2 separate regions of the Mus musculus genome follow, and region 2 is linked to region 1. A link is a contact called in ENCODE Hi-C or POLR2A ChIA-PET data. All regions are on one chromosome and are shown on one strand. The core of a region is the stretch at or near the end of the contact, and the rest is flanking DNA. Distances in the headings are between cores, read along the strand shown.

Region 1 (4,462 bases), core at 741-3,240:
CAGAATACACAGAAATATGGAATGAACTATGGTTGGCATATTGCCTTACAGTAATGATAAACTACTAACAAGATGTAACATGCCTTCTTAAAGGGACCAGCAGGCTCCTATGTACCCTCTCAGCAAAAGCCACTATCTAATTCTACAAGACTCCACTAGGCCCTGACAACTGTGCTGTGCATCCTGACAGGCATTTTATCAGGGAGGGGTGCAAGCATGAACACACACAGCATCTCCAGGCTTGTCAGTTCCCTAGGGCCTGTGTCTTTGAGGTGGAAGTATTGGTTTATGTGGTTAATAAGTTAAAGAGGCACAGTGCTCAGGAAACCAAAGGCCAAGGTCCTAAGTCCCAGAGGAAGAAGTGCTCCCCACCCTGGGAAAAGAAAGTGCTCTTTTCAGTCACACAGAAATGGTCTTTATTTGGAAAACAATTTCAAAATTATCTTCCAAACTCAGAAGCCACACCCAAAGTAAACAAGGCAGGGCTGCAGCAAGAGCTCACTTAACAAAATTCTTATCTGGCTTTGAGGTGGAGGACTTTCCCAAGTAAAAATCAACTGGAGTGCTCTGTACAAACAGCTTTCCTAAAGGCCAACAGCATTAATGAGTTACTTCCTTTGCACTTTTAAGTCTGGAGGTATAGACTTCAGAATGATTTATTGAAAAGTCTATTCAGTTCAGTTTTAGAAAAGAAAACTACAACTTCTCAAAGTTTAGTTTAACATTGCCCTCTTGGGAAGCATTCTATATCCTTTAGCTTCGTTGTTCCTGTTTCTATTTCAGTCCCAGGTCTTTTAGATCACGTTATTTTTTAAGGATTCATCTTTTTTGACATGTCTAGCATAATTTTTAGATTTTCATTATTAGTGTCATTTATTTCCCTTGCTTCTGTCTCCCTTCCCCTTTGGCACTCTACTCTCAGTATTCTGATCTTTTCACCTTGAACCTCATACTAACCACCCCATCTATGCCGGCCTCGATCTCATCGTTTTCTTTAATTGGCCCAACTCCCTTTGGAGTCCCGGTCAAGATAAGATCTCCTTCTTCCAAGGTTATTATCTTAGAAACATAGCTGATGATGTAGGGGATGGAAAAGATCATAGATGATGTTTTGCCCTCCTGCCTGAGCTCTCCGTTGACCTTGAGCCACAGTCTTAGGGCATGAGGGTCAGGAATCTTCTCCTTGGGCACGAAGGCACTGACCGGGCAGGAGGACGTAAAGCTCTTAGCCAGGGTCCACGGCAGCCCCTTCTTCTTGCACTCCTCCTGCACATCTCTGGCAGTCATGTCCAGGCACAGGGCATAGCCGGCCACGTAGTCCATGGCTGCAGCCTCCGGGATCGCTTCACCACGCTTGCCCAGAAGCACTCCCAACTCCACCTCGTGGTGGAGGTTGCGGCAGTAAGCGGGCATTAACACCGGTGAGCCCTCGGGAGCGTACGCGGTGGACGGCTTCAGGAAAAGCACAGGCTCACTCAGCACGGTGCTGCGCATCTCTTTGACGTGATCTGCATAGTTCCTCCCCACGCAGACGATATTCTTGCCCCACTCCCAGAAACGAGACAGCGGTTTGGTGGAAGCCATAGTACAGCTTTGGGTCATGTGACCACCGACTCCCCCGGACTACGGCGGCCTCCAGAGGACTGGCTTCGGACGCTGTCCAGGTCGGAGCGGCCCCGCCCTTCCTTGCGCAGCAGCGGGACGCTGAGGTCAGCGAAAGGTCTCTGCGTGCAGGCGACTGCCCCAGAGAGACGAGGAGGCTCACGCTCAGCCTCCTCCAACACCCACTTGCAGACCGAGTCTACAGGCCAAGGCTGCTAGGGCAGCTAGGGAACATTTTGGGGGGGGGGGGCAGGAGCTACTACTGATTGGCTAGGGGCGGCGCGGCGGTGCGAGACAGGCACTGGTTGGCTGTGAACTCTATGGGCGGTCACTGATGGATTGAGGGCGTGGCATTTTGGTAAAGAGCAGGAGTTGGTTGGTTGGGAGCAGTAGGAGGACGACACTGATTGGTTGCAGTCGCCAACGCCAGTGTTGATGCCCACGACGCTGGTGTTGCGGACTCCGCGACCCGGCTGTGCACCCCGTGGGTCATGGTGCTGGGTCGCGGGTCGCTGTGTCTCCGGAGCCTGTCAGCGCTGGGAGCCACCTGCGCGCGCCGTGGTCTGGGTAAGTGTGTCTAGGTACTGACGCGGCGCGGCCGGGTGCTGGAGGCCGGACGTCGGTTGGGCGAGCCCTTGCTGTTTCCAGGCGCAGGTGCTGAGCGCCGCCGGGCGGGCGAGAAGCGGGGCCGGGCGTGTTGAGGGCCTTGGAATAGGCATCTGGCGCTGGAGGGGTTCGTGGCCCGGGATCGAGGCAGAGGGCTGGCACCTGCTCCCTCCTGGCCAGAGTCCGACTCCAGTTTTGGGGTTGCGACTTTAGTTTTTAAGTCGGCTTTTCCTCTTAACGTCTGATGTGGCGACAGTGGGTTGCCAAAGCCCCGGAGCTGGCCAGCCTGAATTCAGCTAGCCGGGAACTTTGGAACAATCGTGATTGAAAGTCTATGAACCATCTTTATTAAGAAGTCCGCTCGTTGAGAACAGAAGTATGGGTCTCCATTTAAGGGATACCCCTTAGTGTCGCTGCTGAAGGCTGTTTAAGAGCTAGGCGATTTAAGAGCTAGGTACAATAACTACTGAGCAGCCGCTCAGCTTTTGGTGCCGCAGAAGCCCTCCTGGTGAGAAGAGGCAACTCTGAAACGTTTTTTGACGTTTGAGCAATATAAAACGTGTCTGTGGATTTGACCTCAATTCAAACAGAATGTCCCTAGTTGCAAACTAAGGAGCTGGGAGCGATGAATTCCTTCCATAGGAGTGATCGCATCTTCTTCAGAGCAGTCAGGCTCTCTTCCGACTAGAGTGGGTTGAGCACTGGTAATAACATGATCTTTATCCATGCAGGTTTGTTGTGTTTTACCAGGAAGTACATAAAAGGGCTCGTATTCACCTGTTTCTCACCCTCCGCTGTCCATCGGCGTGGATAGTGCTAGGGCTTAGGGGAATTCAAATATTACAGAAACCTGATCTTATAGAAATGCTTATTTTGCTGAACATGAGAAGGGGTCTGGAAAGTGCCCAGCTGTTGTGCCAAAAAAGGAGAAATGGGGAGCAGGGTTGTGACAGAGCACTTCCCTAGAATGCTTAAAGCCCCAGCACCACAAATTCAGACAAAAGTACAGTGGAGTCCCTTGGTCATTTGCTGCCTCCTTGGCCCACTCCAAGACAATCCTTCGGTGATAAGTTCTCTGCCCCTCATGCTTGAGTCCCAAGCAGCAGTTTCTTCTTTTCAGGAGCTTGCACTGTGTGTTTTCCATTATGCTGGCCATAGCTGAGAAAATACTGTTCTCTCCTTGGGCTGGAGGCCTGAGAAGGGCTGAAAGCTTAGAGGATTTAAGTCCATTAGTGCAGACGCCATGACTGGAGAGTGAGCGGCCATGCTCTGGTGCCTTGTCCTGCCATCTTTAGGCCTGAGTCACACCACAGGCAGGTAACACAGCCTGTATGAACTCTTAAGAAGAAATACCAAGCTCTCAAGTCTAGGGTGAGGTGTAGATCTTTCGAGTTGCGAGTAGGAGCCCCTGGGGTTCTGTCCCTTCCCCTGCCAAAAAAAAAAAAAAAAAAAAAAAAAAAGAAAAAAAGAAAAAGAAAAAGAAAAGAAAGAAAGAGATGGAGACAGAAGGAGTCCTGACTTGAAAGCCAGCCTGGACTACACAGTGATTTTGGTCTAGAAAGGGATACAGAGCAAGATCTATTAAAAAAAAATCAACCAATCAGGCTGGAGAGATGGCTCAGCGGCTGAGAGCACTGACTGCTCTTCCAGAGGTCCTGAGTTCGATTCCCAGCAACCACAAGGTGGCTCACAACCATCAGTAATGGGATAAAGGGCACTCTTCTGGTGTGTCTGAAGACAGCTACAGTGTACTTATATACATAAAAATAAATAAACAAACCTAAAAAAATCAATCAATCAAGCCCCAAACCTAAAAAGTACCCCCCCAAAAAACCCCAAAATAACAATTCTGTACCTGGGAGAGGCTGACTTACGTGGTCTCTGCTTTCCTGAAGGATGTAGTGAAAGGATATTCCCTCGCCGGAACTTCAGAAAGCCAGCTGTTGAGCCATCGGGTATGAGGGGTCTGGCCGTTCTGAAATCTTGGTGAGGTGTCTGAGGTTCCTTCTGTGTGTTTCTTCAGGTCAGGCCCTGCTGGGACTATCTCTGTGTCACTCAGACTTCAGGAAGAATCTGACTGTGCAGCAAGACATAATGAAGGTTGAACTACTGCCTGCCCTGACTGACAACTACATGTACCTGATCATTGATGAGGACACCCAGGAGGCCGCCATCGTGGACCCAGTGCAACCACAGAAGGTATGTGCGGCTCTTCCTGCCCCCTGCACCCTGTCACCTAGTTCAGTGTTCATCC
Region 2 (4,462 bases), core at 1,261-3,760, 36 kb after region 1:
CTCCCCACTGCCGCTGGAGAAGACATTGGTGCACTCCTAGGAGACAAGGGCTGTGAGGGTCCAGCTCGCAGACCCACTCACCATGATGAGACCCGTAGCTAGGGTAAGACCCACAAGTGGTCCAGGAAGAACGCCCAGTAAGAATGTCTTCTCTATCCACAAAGTTACTTACCTGACACTGGGACCTGTGGACAAGAGACCTACTTTCTCAAAGTCCCTGACTACCTGACCTGTCTTGTCCTCCCTCAGACCTTGAAAGATGCCCACCCATCTTCTAAGACTCACAGCGCAGTGTGGGCAGGTGAAGCCGCTCATGTTCTCTATGACCCCTATCACCTGCAGCCCAGTCTTCTTACAGAAGGTCAGCTCCCGCCTCACATCCCCAATAGACACCGCCTGTGGATCAGAGGAGGGGCCAGTCAGCCACAGATGAGGCAAGAATCAAGCAGAGAACATGGCCCACTACAGTCCATTCCAAGCTCAACCAGGGTGGATAGACAGATACACAGACAGACACAGACACCCATGCCCAGGTAGGGTTGGAAGAGTTGCCAGTAGTACCTGTGGTGTGGTGACTACAAGAGCCCCAAGGGGCCTGTAGGGGCGCAGGGCTTCCATAGTGGCCATGTGCTCATCAGAGGTCCCTGGAGGTGTGTCCACAACCAGATAATCCAGCTGCCCCCAGGCCACGTCAGACACAAACTGCTTTATCAGTGCTGCAAAGACCCCAAAGCCCAGCAGTAATCCCTGAGAAAGGGTTAGGAAAGGAAAGGCCCATCTTGTCCAGCCCAGGATCTCCATCAGTTGCTTCTGGGCAGCTCCCAGGGAACCCTGGGGACATGTGCCACACACGGCAGCCAGGGCCCGCTGATCTTCGAGATAACATGGCAGAGCTTCTGGGGTCCCACAAGCTCGCCTTGCTTTCCAGCAGCCTTACCACCTGCTAGCACTCAACTGTCTGCACACTCCACGTGGCGGGGTGTAGCCAACTCCCATTGAGGCCCCAGGTGAGGATGCAACCTAGACTCTAAGGGCATCTGTGCCCTCAAGCCCAGAGAAAATGCCCTGGCTCGAGCACCTTGACAGCACATCCAGGACAGCTAGCCATTAAATCTAAGTGTGTTATTCTTCCCAGGCAGTCTCTCATGGCAGCTAGGATGGTTCAATGTTACCCGCTTAAAGCTCAGCACTGGGATCCACTGCACACTGTGCGGCCTTAGACCCTTGGCTTGAGTGAGGGCCCGTAGGGAGGGTTCTCAGAAGGGAGATCCCTTCCTATCTAAGGAGTGCCTGATGGCTTCACAACAAATGCAGAGCACAGCTTCTCCCTTGATCTTGGTCTCATGTCATATTCTCCATCCAGAGGCTGGGAGAAACCCAGAGGTATATATACCCTGAAGGGTGGACATCTATGCGCAGTAGAAGCGTTCCAATGGGAAAGAGACTCCAATACAGGCCAGGGCCAGCTTCTGGCTTTATCCAATGGCAGTAGGCACGAGATGGGGGAAAGCGGCCTCAGTAAAGAGGCACTGAGGAGTTGGAGGAAGGGAGGAAGCACTGCTTCTCACTAAGTTCTTACCATGTTTCTTGGGACCTCTCCACACCACGGCCTCATCAGGGTTTTCCAGCAGGAACCCCACAGACATAAGGGAGATGCTCTGCTCCTGATCCACAAAGACAGGCACCCAGCCATTGTCACACTGGTGCACGGCCTTGCCTTGTGCACGGAGCATGTGTGGTATGCTGGGACCGCACAGGTCCACATCTAGGATTCCCACCTGCAAGGAGGAGGATGCTGAGGGGTGGAAAGAAGTCTGCCAAGCCTGTTGGGAGCTAGGGACAACAATGAAACAGGTGTCAACCCTGGTCCAGGCCTCACCTTCTTGCCCTGGTGGCGCAGAGCCAGGGCCAACTCCGTGGAGATGGTGCTTTTCCCAACGCCACCCTTTCCAGAAAGAACAAGGATGATGTGTCGCACCCCGGCCAGGTTCCCGGGTTCTGGTGAGAAACAGGAGTTGGGGTGTCTGAGAGAGCGACAAAGACAAAGGCACGCGGGTAGGTCTTCTAGAAGCCCCAGACCTGTCTCAGCCTCACTTCTGTCTGAAGTGGAGCAACTGAAGGCACGTGCACACGTGAACGCTCACTTCAAACTGCCAGCTAATTTTAACAGACACAGAGGAAACTAACAGAGTAGATGATCACAGCTAAGCGACACCCGCGCACAAACGCAGACTCCACACTAGAGACTTCCAGTTCTAGGGAAGCAGGGCCCCCAATTCTCGGAAAGGCGTGAGGCTGAGGTCTTAGAGCAGATATAACCGCCGATGTGTGCATCGCGACACTCGGCTAGCTCAGTAAACAAGGGGACATGGGATGCTTTGGCGTGGGCCTGCACGCGGTTCGCCTTCAGACTTTCCCAACCCCTCGCGTTTGACCGACCTGCACGCTCACCGGCAGCAGCCTCCATTCCGCTACTAGTTGCTTTTCGCGGCTCTCTTCCGCTTCCTCTCCAAACTTTCGCAGCCTTTGAACCAATGGTGACAAGAGCCCGCCCCTTACTCATTTTGAGAGGTTAGTCATTCACCGTCCAGCCAATCAGATCACCCAAGGAGGTCCCGATCCTGGCAACTGATGATGACGCCACGGGCACGGACACACTTCCTTATATTTGTCCAATGGTCATGCGAAAGTTTTTTTTTTTTTTGACCGCTCTAGCGAGGGCCAATAGAAACTTTGGTTCAGGATTGACAGTTTGTGCAAGCCTCTTGACAGCAGTCCTGTCTCGCGAGACCCGCCCCCGCGCGAAGCTGCCATAGAGCCCGCCTTCGGCTGCCGGGCCAATGCAGGGCGGGGGCGGGGATTGTTTGCGTCGCGGCCGGAACGGAAAGTGGGTCAGCGCCGGGGGAGCTTTTTGGCCGCAGGTGAGCCGCGCCGGCCCAGCCCGGTCAGGCCCGGCGGCCGGCGGGTTGACCTTGCAGGCGGTCAAGCCGGCCACCCGTTGTTCCCTGGCGGTGGCGCTCGGGAGTCTGGGCGGGGGCCTCGGAGTCAGGCGTCAGGGACGGCATCGCTGTGGCGAGATCCGCGAGCCTTTGGCGAGGGAAGCAACCTTCAGCCCCGCGGAGGCCGAGCGTGGCTACGTCCAGGGACATCTCTGGTTCATTCATTGGGTTCCTACTGTGTGTTCTTATACGGCGCTCAGCCAACCCAACTGCTGTGGAGTGCTGTGCGCGGCCCCGCCCGGCTTCTTTGTGGATGGCCGGGGCGAGGTAGGGTAGTACAGTGGGTCTACAGGGGGACAGGAGGCAGCTAGGACAGAGTCGACTATTAGACAAAGACAGTCCACTCGGGAGAGGAGATCCGGACCTCTCAAAGCCTTTCATTTTGTCCCAAGAACGATGTCAAGCCAGTGAGTTTAAGGTTGTATCAAAGACTGAGTTTGTAGTGTGCAGAGCCGGATGGGTGAGAGGGAGTTGTGTGGTGCAGGAAGCGGTGGGGGTCTCCAATGGCAAGGAGGGGTGTCAGGAGTGGATGACAGCGGTGTTTCTGGCATGAGGAACTGGATGCTGTGGATGCCATTTGCCAAAGTGGACCGCGGAGGAGGAGCAAGTTAAGTGTCAAATGCCTGAGGGGCAACAGCTCCTGAACAGAATGCAGAGATGGGCTGGGACACATCCAAAGTCATGGGTGTCTGGGTTGTGTTTCACACCATCGCCCTGGGCTTGATTGAGGTGCTCAGATACTCGAGCCAGGTACGAGCTTGTGGGAGTTTCTGGAGCTCAGAGCTCAGTGTTGAGGGCTTGGAGTCCCCAGCCTTTGGTGGATCCATGGCTTAGGCTGCCAGGTAGAAGTGGCAGGGGGCAGAGTTGTGGGGTGTAGATTTGGGCCTTGTTTGGACATTGATACATTACATGTCTTTAAAGTTACAGTTATTTTTTTCCAGGTTCTCTCCACTATGGCCCGGCGTACACGGAGTAGCAGGGCATGGCATTTCGTCCTGAGCGCAGCCCGCCGAGATACAGATGCCCGGGCTGTGGCTCTGGCAGGCAGCTCTAACTGGGGCTATGACTCTGATGGGCAGGTAGGTCGAAGTGGCAAGGTGGGGATAACCAGTGTCTATGTTGGGTGAAAAAGACACTGAGCCAGGCAGCTGAGCTGTGTCCTGGTATGTGGTGCTTTTTGGTCTGGTAAAGCCTGAGGTATGTCAGGCCTCAAGACAAGAGACAGGGATCGAAAGTTCTGGATAGTGCTGGTTACTGTACAATGCTTGTTCACCAGGCCTGCCAATTTTATTATTGTGTGCCACAGTGAATGGGTCAGGAGCCTTGTATGTGTGTTCTATCTTACACCTTTATTTGGTATCTGGGGAGCAAGCTTAGGTTGTCCGTGACGTGCAGTAGCACACATACATATGCTGAGCCATTTGGATCACCCTGGATGTTTTTGTCACACAAATGCTGTATTT

What was found. A loop is a pair of places that touch in the nucleus more often than their neighbours do. ChIA-PET counts read pairs that join two places held with the same protein, here RNA polymerase II (POLR2A).
Region 2: a loop to region 1 is called in a map of heart, with 5 times the contacts of the local background. The contact joins the promoter of Nubp2 here to the promoter of Hagh in region 1. A Hi-C loop is called at or near these places in 14 of 37 maps with a recorded cell type or tissue (CH12.LX, Patski, T-helper 1 cell and 7 more). POLR2A ChIA-PET finds 5 or more read pairs at or near these places in 4 of 5 experiments (Patski and embryonic stem cell).

What each region holds. Positions count from the first base shown.
Region 1 is chr17:24,848,500-24,852,961 of GRCm38, forward strand. Hagh (hydroxyacyl glutathione hydrolase) reads left to right here and starts at 1,991. Exons shown (of 9, transcript NM_024284.2): 1 at 1,991-2,169; 2 at 4,232-4,407. The coding sequence starts at 2,094. It overlaps Fahd1 (fumarylacetoacetate hydrolase domain containing 1), which reads right to left and starts at 1,803. Exons shown (of 1, transcript NM_023480.3): 1 at 397-1,803. The coding sequence starts at 1,602. The coding sequence ends at 919.
Region 2 is chr17:24,883,840-24,888,301 of GRCm38, forward strand. It overlaps Nubp2 (nucleotide binding protein 2), which reads right to left and starts at 2,511. Exons shown (of 7, transcript NM_011956.3): 1 at 2,440-2,511; 2 at 1,880-1,998; 3 at 1,580-1,778; 4 at 562-716; 5 at 286-396; 6 at 1-36. The coding sequence starts at 2,467. It overlaps Spsb3 (splA/ryanodine receptor domain and SOCS box containing 3), which reads left to right and starts at 2,835. Exons shown (of 7, transcript NM_001163751.1): 1 at 2,835-2,921; 2 at 3,941-4,078. The coding sequence starts at 2,841.